2 separate regions of the Mus musculus genome follow, and region 2 is linked to region 1. Evidence: chromatin loops called from intact Hi-C (ENCODE). Cell type or tissue: left cerebral cortex. All regions are shown on one strand. Each heading gives the region's core, and the rest is flanking DNA. Links, peaks and the distances in the headings are about the cores only.

What was found. Peaks named below come from ENCODE experiments on the same cell type or tissue, not always from the same donor. Only the 100,000 strongest peaks of a DNase experiment are listed, where the experiment ranks them.
Region 2: it touches region 1 in a loop (5-fold over the local background); 2 of 42 quality-filtered maps call a loop at or near these places.

The regions. Positions count from the first base shown.
Region 1 is chr17:53,914,706-53,920,094 of GRCm38, forward strand. No RefSeq gene overlaps it. Among named protein-coding and RNA genes, the nearest start is that of Sult1c2, 71 kb to the left of the region's middle. In left cerebral cortex, for the core only: no CTCF peak of the experiment used is centred there; no DNase peak of the experiment used is centred there.
Region 2 is chr17:53,714,263-53,719,651 of GRCm38, forward strand. It overlaps 4932415M13Rik (RIKEN cDNA 4932415M13 gene), which reads left to right and starts at 2,247. Exons shown (of 8, transcript NR_073205.1): 1 at 2,247-2,308. In left cerebral cortex, for the core only: no CTCF peak of the experiment used is centred there; no DNase peak of the experiment used is centred there.

The DNA.
Region 1 (5,389 bases), core at 322-5,321:
GGGAGGGGGTAACCAGGAGGAGAGAGTGAGCAGGAGGTAAAGGGAAGAAGTTAAAAATATAAATATATATGTTTTATACAAGGAAAAAGTAATGAAGGAAATAAGACTAGTGTTTCAAAATAAAAATTGGCTCATAGCCAGGCAGTATTTTACACACTGTTAATCCCAGCACTTGGGAGATAGAGACAAGAGTATTTCGAGTTCAACACCGGCCTGGTCTACAGGGTGAATTTGAGGACAGCCAGGGCTACACAGAGAAACCCTGTCTTGAAACAAAAATGGGGTCATAATTAATGAAGAAAGTGATAACATAGGTACAAATTAAGCCTCAGAGAAAATCCAACATTATTAATAAAATCTTCTTTTACCTAGTCTGCCATGTTAGGTCACTATCTCTGGGAGGACTGATCCTTTCTGAAGGAAACGGGGAGAGTAGATTTTGGAGACAGAGGAGGTAACAGCACAAGAGGGAGGAGAGAGGGAGGTGAGAACGCTGTTAGGATGTATTAAATGAGAGAAGAATCAAAGAAAGTAAAAATCTAATTGTGTATATAAACATCAACATGAATATAAACTGAAATAAGTAAGACCAAACATGAATCCAAAGGGCCAAAATAACAGACTGCAAAACAATATTGCAATCTCAACAACTAGCAGCAAGAATTGGCAAGAATTTCAGTAGTCTGTAATACTGAAGGAAGACACACTTTCAAAATCTTTTCATCATGAGGCACCATTTAGAGTGGAATACCCGTTTCAGGAAAATACATGGAACTAGGGAAGTGTGATGACAAAAATGCCAGATCCACAAACCCAAGTATCACACTTTGTTTTCTAGAGGTCATGAGTAGGCAGTGGGTCTGAACCTTGTAAAATGAGAAGGACTTATCACATCCAATGGGTGGGGAAGTGAAATAAAGCAGATAAAGAGTATTCAAAAGAGTAGAAGCAGTTCTGTGAAGTCAAGATGATTTCCTCATTGTGTACAGTTTATACCACCGAAGGTGTAAAATTGACAAGAACAAAGGCAAATAGGACAAGTAAATGAACTTGATAAAAGGAGTAACAGCTGAAATGAAGAAAAGGAGCATACAGACATGAGTTAAAACACAAATAAGTGATGTAAATAAAAAGTAAATGACCACTAAATGCCAAAAGTCCAAACTGAAAACCTAGAAAACAAATATAACTCACTAAATCCAGATCCAACAAGTTGGGAAAAGGCCAAGTTTGTGAGAAACAACAGAGTTCAACTGCTCTCCCACCAACCAACTGCCTCTGTCTGAAGCACAAGGACAAACGCAACCTTGGCAGCAGCTTGCTATTGGTTGGTATCCAACATTCCTTGCAAAGTCTCATTATGATGTCACATGCAAGAGACCAAGACAGCTCTTCAAAACCCCACAGTATTTTAAAATATATTTCTTCTGACATTCTTGCCCCCAACTTCTATAATACTAAGTATTCTCACAGTTGTGATCAAATGCAGGCAAGGATCTACTTGTAGGAGGAAGAGTTTGTTTAGCCTCAGATTTACAGGGGGCATAATTCAACATAATGGGAGCTACCAATGCCATGCAGATCAGCGTAGCTGTGCAGTTGGTTACCTGGCATTTCCAATCCCACAATCGCTCTGACATGTCCTGTCTTTTCTAAGTAACATTAGTGCAATCTTAAGCATGTTTCTCTATTCAGTCAGGGTAAAGTTCCATTCTAGTTGCCATGAACTGCACAGTCAAGCAGTCTGTCTTTCTCTCCCCATGCCCTCTTCTCATTTAACTCTAAAAATCATGGGATCTATAACTTGAAACTGTCAGCGTTTAATAGAGTTATGCTCCTTAAATGATCATACTCATGATATTAATGGCATATCTGAAAATATGTACATGTTCCCTATTCCAGGAAGACTTTGCAATCCAAACAAGGCCCATTCAATCCTCTTACTTGCTACAGTTAGTAAAACTTTTCCCTTGTTCTCTGCTTACTTGGATTTTGCTTTCACCAGCATGAGAACCCTTGGTATTCTAACATATTTTCTTCAAAATCATCAGTATAGCAACACAAAGGAGCAACCACCGATTCTCTTCTGTGATTTTTTAAGAGACTGTGATGTTGGAATATGTCTAAACTATTTGTGACTCTCTCAGGACACATTAACAAGGAAGATACATAAGAAATTATCTACCTATGTGAGGAAAGACAGAGTGCATTCTAGAGAAATGAACAAGTTTGTACAAATTCCTGTATTCCCCAGGAAGAAGCCCTCCTGCCTACACAGAGAACAGCAAGTTCAGCTTTGCTGCTCTCCTGAGACTCAAAATAGGCATGCAGCAAGCCCATCTACTTTCCTGTGTTCATTCAGGAGGTAGACACATGGAGGGTTTGCCCAGTGGCCTCTGACTGCTGGCACAAGCTTGGCCTGGATAGGCTTGTTGCTGTCCTGGCAATAGCTCTGGGAACATATGACTAGAAACATCTTCCTATCAACAGACCTGGACCGAGAAACTGTGCCTCCTACCACACTTATAGTTTACCATGTGAGACAAAATTAAGATACTCTGACAATGAGTATCAGTCAGGAATTATGTTTTGTAGTTTCACCTTCAGAAATGTAACACCAAAAGACCTTCTGGGAGCTAAGGAGATTAACTCCAACCTCCAGGAAACACACACAGTGGCCACATGGTATCATGATGAACACCTAAAGTTTTTGACACAGGAGTTACACTCTTGGGGAGCAGACAGGAGTGCACAGGGGCAGTGGAAGAGCTGGGACAGGGTCCTTCCAGCCTCCATCTGCACCAAGAAAGAGGAGCAGTTACACACCTCTGCGTACAGGTCCTGTGCAGAGGAGAGCTGGTCATCCAGGAGTGCTCACCACAAGCTTTCAAGAACACAGGAGGGACAAGCTCATGCCAGAGACTGCAAGACCAACTAAAACCAGAGACAACAAGATGGAAAAATGCAAGCACAAGAATTTTGCCAACAGAAACCAAGTCTACATGGCATCATCAGAATACAGTTCTCCCATAGCAGCAAGTACTTCATACCCCAAAACACCAGAAAAGCAAAATTGGATTTAAAACTACTTCTCATGATGCTGATAGAGGACTTTAAGAACATAGATAATTCCTTTAAAGAAATACAGGAGAACACAAGTAAATAGGTAGAAGCCATTAAAGAGGAAACACAAAAGACCCTTAAAGAATTACAGGAAAACATAACCAAACAGTTGAAGGAATTGAGCAAAACCACCCAGGATCTTAAAATGGAAGTAGAAAGAATAAAGAGATCACAAATGGAGGCATTTCTGGAGATAGAATGCCTAGGAAAGAGGTCAGGAGTCATAGACATGAGCATTATGAACAGAATACAAGAATCTCAGGTGCAGAAGATACCATAGAAAACATTGAAACAGCAGTCAGAGGAAATTCAAAATGTAAAAAACTCCTAACCCAAAATATCTAGGAAATCTAGGACACCATGAGAAGACCATACCTAAGGATAAAGATATAGAAGAAAGCAATGATTCCCAAATTTAAGGACCAGTAAACATCTCCAACAAAATTATAAAAGAAAACTTCCCCAACCTAAAGAAAGAGATGCCCATGAACACACAAGTAGCCTACAGAACTTAAATAGATGGAACCAGAAAAGGAATTTCTCCTGTCACATAATAATCAAAACATCAAATGCACAAAACAAAGAAAGAATATTAAAAGCAGTAAGGGAAAATGGTCAAGTAACATATAAAAGCAGACCTATTAGAATTATACAGACTTCTCCTAGAGACTATGAAAGCTAGAAGATCCTGGGAAGATGTCATACAGCCCCTAAGAAAACACAAATGCCAGCCTGGACTACTACACTGGGCAAAGCTGTCAATTACCATAGATGGAGAAACAAAGATATTCCATGACAAAAACAAATTTACCCAATATCTTTAAACAAATCCTGCCATACTAAGAATAATAAAGTGTAAACTCCAACATACAGAGGCAAACTATGCCTTAAAAATAGCAAGAAAATAATCTTCCTTTAACAAACCAAAATAAAGATAGCTACAGAAATATATTTCCAACTCTAACAATAATAATAAAAAACAGGTAGCACCAATTACTTTTCCTTAATATCTGTTAACATCAATGGACTGAATTCCTCAATAAAAAGACATAGAATAACAAACTGGCTATGTAAATAAGAACCAACATTTTGTTGCATACAGGAAACCCACCTCAAAGACAGATAATACCTCAGAAGAAATAGCTGGACAACAATTTTCCAGCCGAATGGTCCCAAGAAACAGGCTGGAGTAGCCATTCTTTTTTTTTTCTTTAATATTTTTCATACATATTTTCCTCAATTACATTTCCAATGCTATCCCAAAAGTCCCGCAAATCCTCCCCCCCCCACTTCCCTCCCCACCCATTCCCATTTTTTGGTCCTGGCATTCCCCTGTACTGGGGCATATAAAGTTTGTGTGTCCAATGGGCCTCTCTTTCCAGTAATGGCTGACTAGGCCATCTTTTGATACATATGCAGCTAGAGTCAAGAGCTCTGGGGTATTGGTTAGTTCATAATGTTGCACCTACAGGGTTGCAGATCTCTTTAGCTCCTTGGATACTTTCTCTAGCTCCTCCATTGGGGGCCCTGTGATTCATCCAATAGCTGACTCTGAGCATCCACTTCTGTGTTTGTTAGGCCCCGGCCTAGTCTCACAAGGACAGCTATATCAGGGTCCTATCAGCAAACGCTTGCTAGTGTATGCAATGGTGTCATCGTTTGGAGGCTAATTATGGGATGGATCCCTGTATATGGCAGTCTCTAGATGGTCCCTCCTTTTGTCTCAGCTCCAAACATTGTCTCTGTAACTCCTTCCATGGGTGATTGTTTCCAATTCTAAGAAGGAGCAAAGTGTCCACACTTTGGTCTTCGTTCTTCTTCAGTTTCATGTATTTTGCAAATTGTATCTTTATCTTGCTATACTAAGTTTCTGGGCTAATATCCACTTATCAGTGAGTACATATCATTTGAGTTATTTTGTGATTGTGTTACCTCACTCAGGATGATGCCCTCCAGGTCCATCCATTTGCCTAGGAATTTCATAAATTCATTCTTTTTAATAGCTGAATAGTACTCCATTGTATAAATGTACCACATTTTCTGTATCCATTCCTCTGTTGAGGGGCATCTGGGTTCTTTCCAGTTTCGGGCTATTATAAATAAGGCTGCTATGAACATAGTGGAGCATGTGTTCTCAGAGTTAAAAAGAGCAATTTTATTTCTTTTTTAAGAACAATTTAAAAATTCATCTGGAATAACAAAAAACCCAGGATAGCAAAAACTATACTCAACAATAAAAGAACTTCTGGGGAAACATCATCCCTGA
Region 2 (5,389 bases), core at 133-5,132, 200 kb before region 1:
AGCAGATCAGCTATAGGCCAAGGAAAAAAATGGTTACCTGCCTCTTGACAGACTTCCTCTGCTAAGTTGTACGCACTCTCATGATCATGGCTCTGGAACCCAATACAAATGCAGTAACAACCCAGTGGCAGAATGAATATCAAGACATAGATGTGAATGAAGATGCAAACCCTGTTTCAAACCTTGTTCTTCAACTGTTTTAGGACAATCAGCTGTGCAATGTTATCTCAGGTTCCCTTTGAGGTCATTCCTTAGTCTCTCTCTCTCTCTCTCTCTCTCTCTCTCTCTCTCTCTCTCTCTCTCCACCCTCCTTTTATGATCTGTAATAAGAGGTCAGTGACTCATTCCTTCATTCCTTGAGATTGAGAGAAGCCTGCCTGGGCAGACTTATGGTTCCTGACCTATAGACCAGTATGAAGTTAGGCAAGACTTCAAGAGCTTATCTTTTTGAATCAGTGTTCTAGGCTAAGTAAACCCTATGAACCTTCCAAAGTGTGGCAGCATCTATGTATTCCGTGTACAGTGGTCCCCAATTCCCTCCAGCTTGCAGGTACTCTCCAGTGAGGAGACAGATATGGTTCTGATAAAACTCTGCACACTGAAGCTCCTTAGCACACAGATTAAACTGAGCCAGCATGCAGTGAACTCTGACTTCTGTGATGGGAGGTATACAGGAGTAAAGTCAGGCTGCAAACACAACAGCAGGGAGGGGACCTAGAGGAAGGAGGGGGTGGAGCTCCTCCACTGCCTCTGTGCATTCCTGTCTGCTCCCTGAGAGTGTAACTTCTGAGTCAGAAACTTTAGGGTTCCATCATGATACTATGTGGCCACTGGCTGTGTTTACGGGAGGATGAAGAAAATCTCCCTAGCTCTCAGAAGGTCTTCTTGCTGATACGTTTCTGAAGGTGAAACTCCAAAACATAATTCCTGAGTGAAACTCATTGTCAGAGTATCTTTATTTTGTCTCAAATGGGAAACTGTATGTGTGGTAGGAGGCACAGTGTCTTGGTCCAGGTCTGTTGGTAGGAAGCTGTTTCTAGTCATATGTTCACAGAGCTATTGCCAGGACAGCAGCAAGCCTATCTAGGCCAAGCTTGTTTCAGCAGTCAGAGGCCACTGGGCAAACCCTCCATGTGGTGTCTACCTCCTGAACGAACACAGGAAAGTAGATGGGCTTGCTGCATGCCTATTTTGATTCTAGGACAGCAGCAAAGCTGAACTTGCTGTTCTCTGTGTAGGCAGGAGGGCTTCTTCCTGGGGAATACAGGAATTTGTACAAACTTGTTCATTTCTCTAGAAAGTACTCTTTCTTTCCTCACATAGATAGATAATTTCTTATGTATCTTCCTTGTTAATGTCTCCTGAAAGAGGCACAAAGAGTTTAGACATATTCCAACCTCACAGTCTCTTAAAAAGGCATGGAAGAGAATCGATGGTTGCTCCTGTGTGTAGCTACACTGATGATTTTGAAGAAAATATGTTAGAATATCCAGGCCTCTCAGGCTGGTGACTGCAAACTCCAAATAAGCAGAGAACAAGGGAGAAGTTTTACTAACTGTAGCAAGTAAGAGGATTGAATGGACCATGTTTGGAATGCAAAATCTTCCCGGAACAGGGAACATGTACATATTTTTAGATATGCCCTTAATATTATGAGGATGATCATTGAAGGAGGATAACTCTATTAAACAGTGATAGTTTCTAGTCATGGATCCCATGCTTTTTAGACTTAAGTGAGAAGAGGGCATGGGGAGAAAAAGACAGACTGGTTGTCTGTGAGGTTCATGGCAACTAGAATGGAACTTTACCCTGGATGAGTCGAGAAACATGCTTAAGATTGCACTAGTGTTACTTAGAAAAGACAGGACATGTCAGAGCAATTGTGGGATTGGAAATGCCAGGTAACCAACTGCACAGCTATGCTGATGTGCAAGGCATGGGTAGCTCCCATTATGTTGAATTATGCCCCCCTGTAAATCTGAGGCTAAACAAACTCTTCCTCCTACAAGTAGATCCTTGTCTGCATTTGATCACAACCATGAGAATACTTAGCATTATAGAAGTTGGGGGCAAGAATGTTAGAGGAAATAAATTTAAAAAACCACTGTGGGGTTTTGCAGAGCTGTCATTGGTCTCTTGCATGTGACATCATAATGAGACTTTGGAAGCCAACACCAATAGCAAGCTGCTGCCAAAGCCTGGGTTTGTCCTTGTGCTTCAGAGAGGCAGTTGGTTGGTGGGAGAGCAGTTGGACTCAGTTGTTTCCCACTGACCTGGTCTTTTTTCCAACTTGTTGGATCTGGATAGAGTGAGTTTGTTTTCTAAGTTTTCAGTTTGGGCTTTTGGCACTCTTTGTTCATTTATTTTTTTATTTATTTACATTATCTGTTTGTGTTTTAACTTAAGTCTGTATGTTCTTTTTCTTCATTTCACCTGTTATTCCTTTTATCAAGTTCATTTACTTGTCCTGTTTGCCTTTAACCTAGTTTAATTTAATTTCTTTATTTCTTGGTTGACCAAGTTATCATTGAGTAAAATGTTTTTCCGTTTCCATGTGCATGTGAGCGTTCTATTATTTTTGTTTTTATTGAACACCAGCTTTAGTCCATGATGATGTATTAGGATGCATGGGATTATTTCAATCTTCTTTTATCTGTTGAGGCCTGTTTTGGATCAATTATACTGTCAATTTGGGAGACGGTACCGTAAGGTGCTGAGAAGATGTTATATTATTTTGTTTTAGGATAAACATTTTATAGATATCTGTTAAATCCATTTGTTTCATAACTTCTGTTGGTTTTACTGCATCTCTGTTTAGTTTCTGTTTCCGTGATCTGCCCATTGATGAGAGTGGGGTGTTAAAGTCTCCCACTATTATTGTATGATGTACAATGTGTGCTTTATCTTTAGTAAGGTTTCTTTTATAAATGTGGATGCCCCTGAATTTAGAGCATAGATATTCAGAACTGAGTTCATCTTGGTATTTTTTTTCTATGATGAGTTTGAAGTGTGTCCCTCTGTAACTTTTTTGATAAGTTTAGGTTGAAAGTCGATTTTATTCAATATTAGAATTGCTACTCCAGCCTGTTTCTTGAGACCATTTGCCTGGAAAATTATTGTCCAGCTATTTATTCTGAGGTATTGTCTGTCTTTGAGGTGGGTTTCCTGTATGCAGCAAAATGTTGGTTCTTATTTACATAGCCAATTTGTTATTCTATGTCTTTTTATTGAGGAATTGAGTCCATTGATGTTAAGAGATATTAAGAAAAAGTCATTGGTGCTTCCTGTTTTTTTATTGTTAAAGAGTTGGAATTATATTTATGTAACTATCTTCATTTTTGTTTGTTAAAGGAAGATTATTTTCTTGCTATTTTTAGGGCATAGTTTCCCTCCGTATGTTGGAGTTTACACTTTATTATTCTTAGCATGGCTGGATTTGTTTAAAGATATTGGGTAAATTTGTTTTTCTCATGGAATATTTTTGTTTCTCCATCTATGGTAATTGAGAGTTTTGCCTAGTTTCGTAGTCCGGGCTGGCATTTGTGTTCTCTTAGGGCCTGTATGACATCTTCCCAGGATCTTCTAGCTTTCATAGTCTCTAGCCAGAAATCTGTATAATTCTGATAAGTCTGCCTTTATATGTTACTTGACCATTTTCCCTTACTGCTTTTATTATTCTTTCCTTGTTTTGTACATTTGGTGCTATGATTATTATGTGACAGGAGAAATTCCTTTTCTGGTCCAATCTATTTGAATTCTGTAGGCTACTTGTGTGTTCATGGGCATCTCTTTCTTTAGGTTGGGGAAGTTTTCTTTTATAATTTTGTTGAAGACATTTACTGGTCCTTTGGGAATCGTTGCTTTCTTCTATACCTTTATCCTTAGGTATGGTCTTCTCATGGTGTCCTGGATTTCCTAGATATTTTGGGTTAGGAGGTTTTTACATTTTGAATTTCCTTTGACTGCTGTTTCAATGTTTTCTATGTTATCTTCTGCACCTGAGATTCTTGTATTCTGTTTGTAATGCTCATGTCTATGACTCCTGACCTCTTTCCTAGGTTTTCTATCTCCAGAAATGCCTCCATTTGGTTGTGTTTTCCTGTCATTCTTTAAGGGTCTTTTGTGTTTCCTCTTTAATGGCTTCTACCTATTTACTTGTGTTCTCCTGTATTTCTTTAAGGGAATTATCGATGTCTTTAAAGTCCTCTATCAGCATCATGAGAAGTGGTTTTAAGTCCAATTTTGCTTTTTTGTTGTTTTGGTGTATGATGTACTTGCTGTTATGGGAGAACTGTATTCTGATGATGCCATGTAGCCTTGGTTACTGTTGGCAAAATTCTTGTGCTTTAATTTAGCCATCTGTTGTCTCTGGTTTTAGTTGGTCTTGCAGTCTCTGGCATGAGCTTGTCCCTATTGTGTTCCTGAAAGCCTGTGGTCAGCACTCCTGGATGGCCAGCTCTCCTCTGCACAGGACCTGTACACGGAGGGCTGTGTAACTGCTCCAACTCCTTGGTGCAGATGGAGGGCAGGAAGGACCCTGTCCCAGCTCCTCCACTGCCCCTGTGCACTCCTGTCTGCTCCCTCAGAGTGTAACTTCTTAGTCAAAAACTTTAGGGGTTCATCATGATACCATGTGGCCACTGTCTGTGCTCTCAGAAGGTCTTTTGGTGTTACCTTGCTGAAGGTCAAGCTACAAAACATAATTCTTGACTGAAACTTATTGTCAGAGTATCTTTATTTTGTCTCACATGGTTAACTGTAAGTGCAGTAGGAGGCACAGTGTCTTGGTCCAGGTCTGTTGGTAGGAAGCTGTTTCCAGTCATATGTTCACAGAGCTATTGCCAGGACAGCAGCAAGCCTATCTAGGCCAAGCTTGTCCCAGCAGTCACAGGCCACTGGGCAAACCCTCCATGTGTCTACGTCCTGAATGAACACCGGAAAGTAGATGAGCTTGCTGCGTGCCTATTTTGAGTCTCAGGAGAGCAGCAAAGCTGAACTTGCTGTTCTCTGTGTAGGCAGGAGGGCTTCTTCCTGGGGAATACAGGAATTTGTACAAACTTGTTCATTTCTCTAGAATGCACTCTGTCTTTCCTCACATAGGTAGATAATTTCTCATGTATAGTGCTTGTTAATGTGTCCTGAAAGAGGCACAAATAGTTTAGACATATTCCAACATCACAGTCTCTTAAAAAATCACAGAAGAGAATCACTGGTTAGTCCTGTGTGTAGCTACACTGATGATTTTGAAGAAAATATGTTAGAATACCAAGGGTTCTCATGCTGGTGAAAGCAAAATCCAAGTAAGTAGAGAACAAGGGAAAAGTTTTACTAACTGTAGCAATTAAGAGGATTGAATGGCCTTGTTTGGATTGCAAAGTTTTCCTGGAAC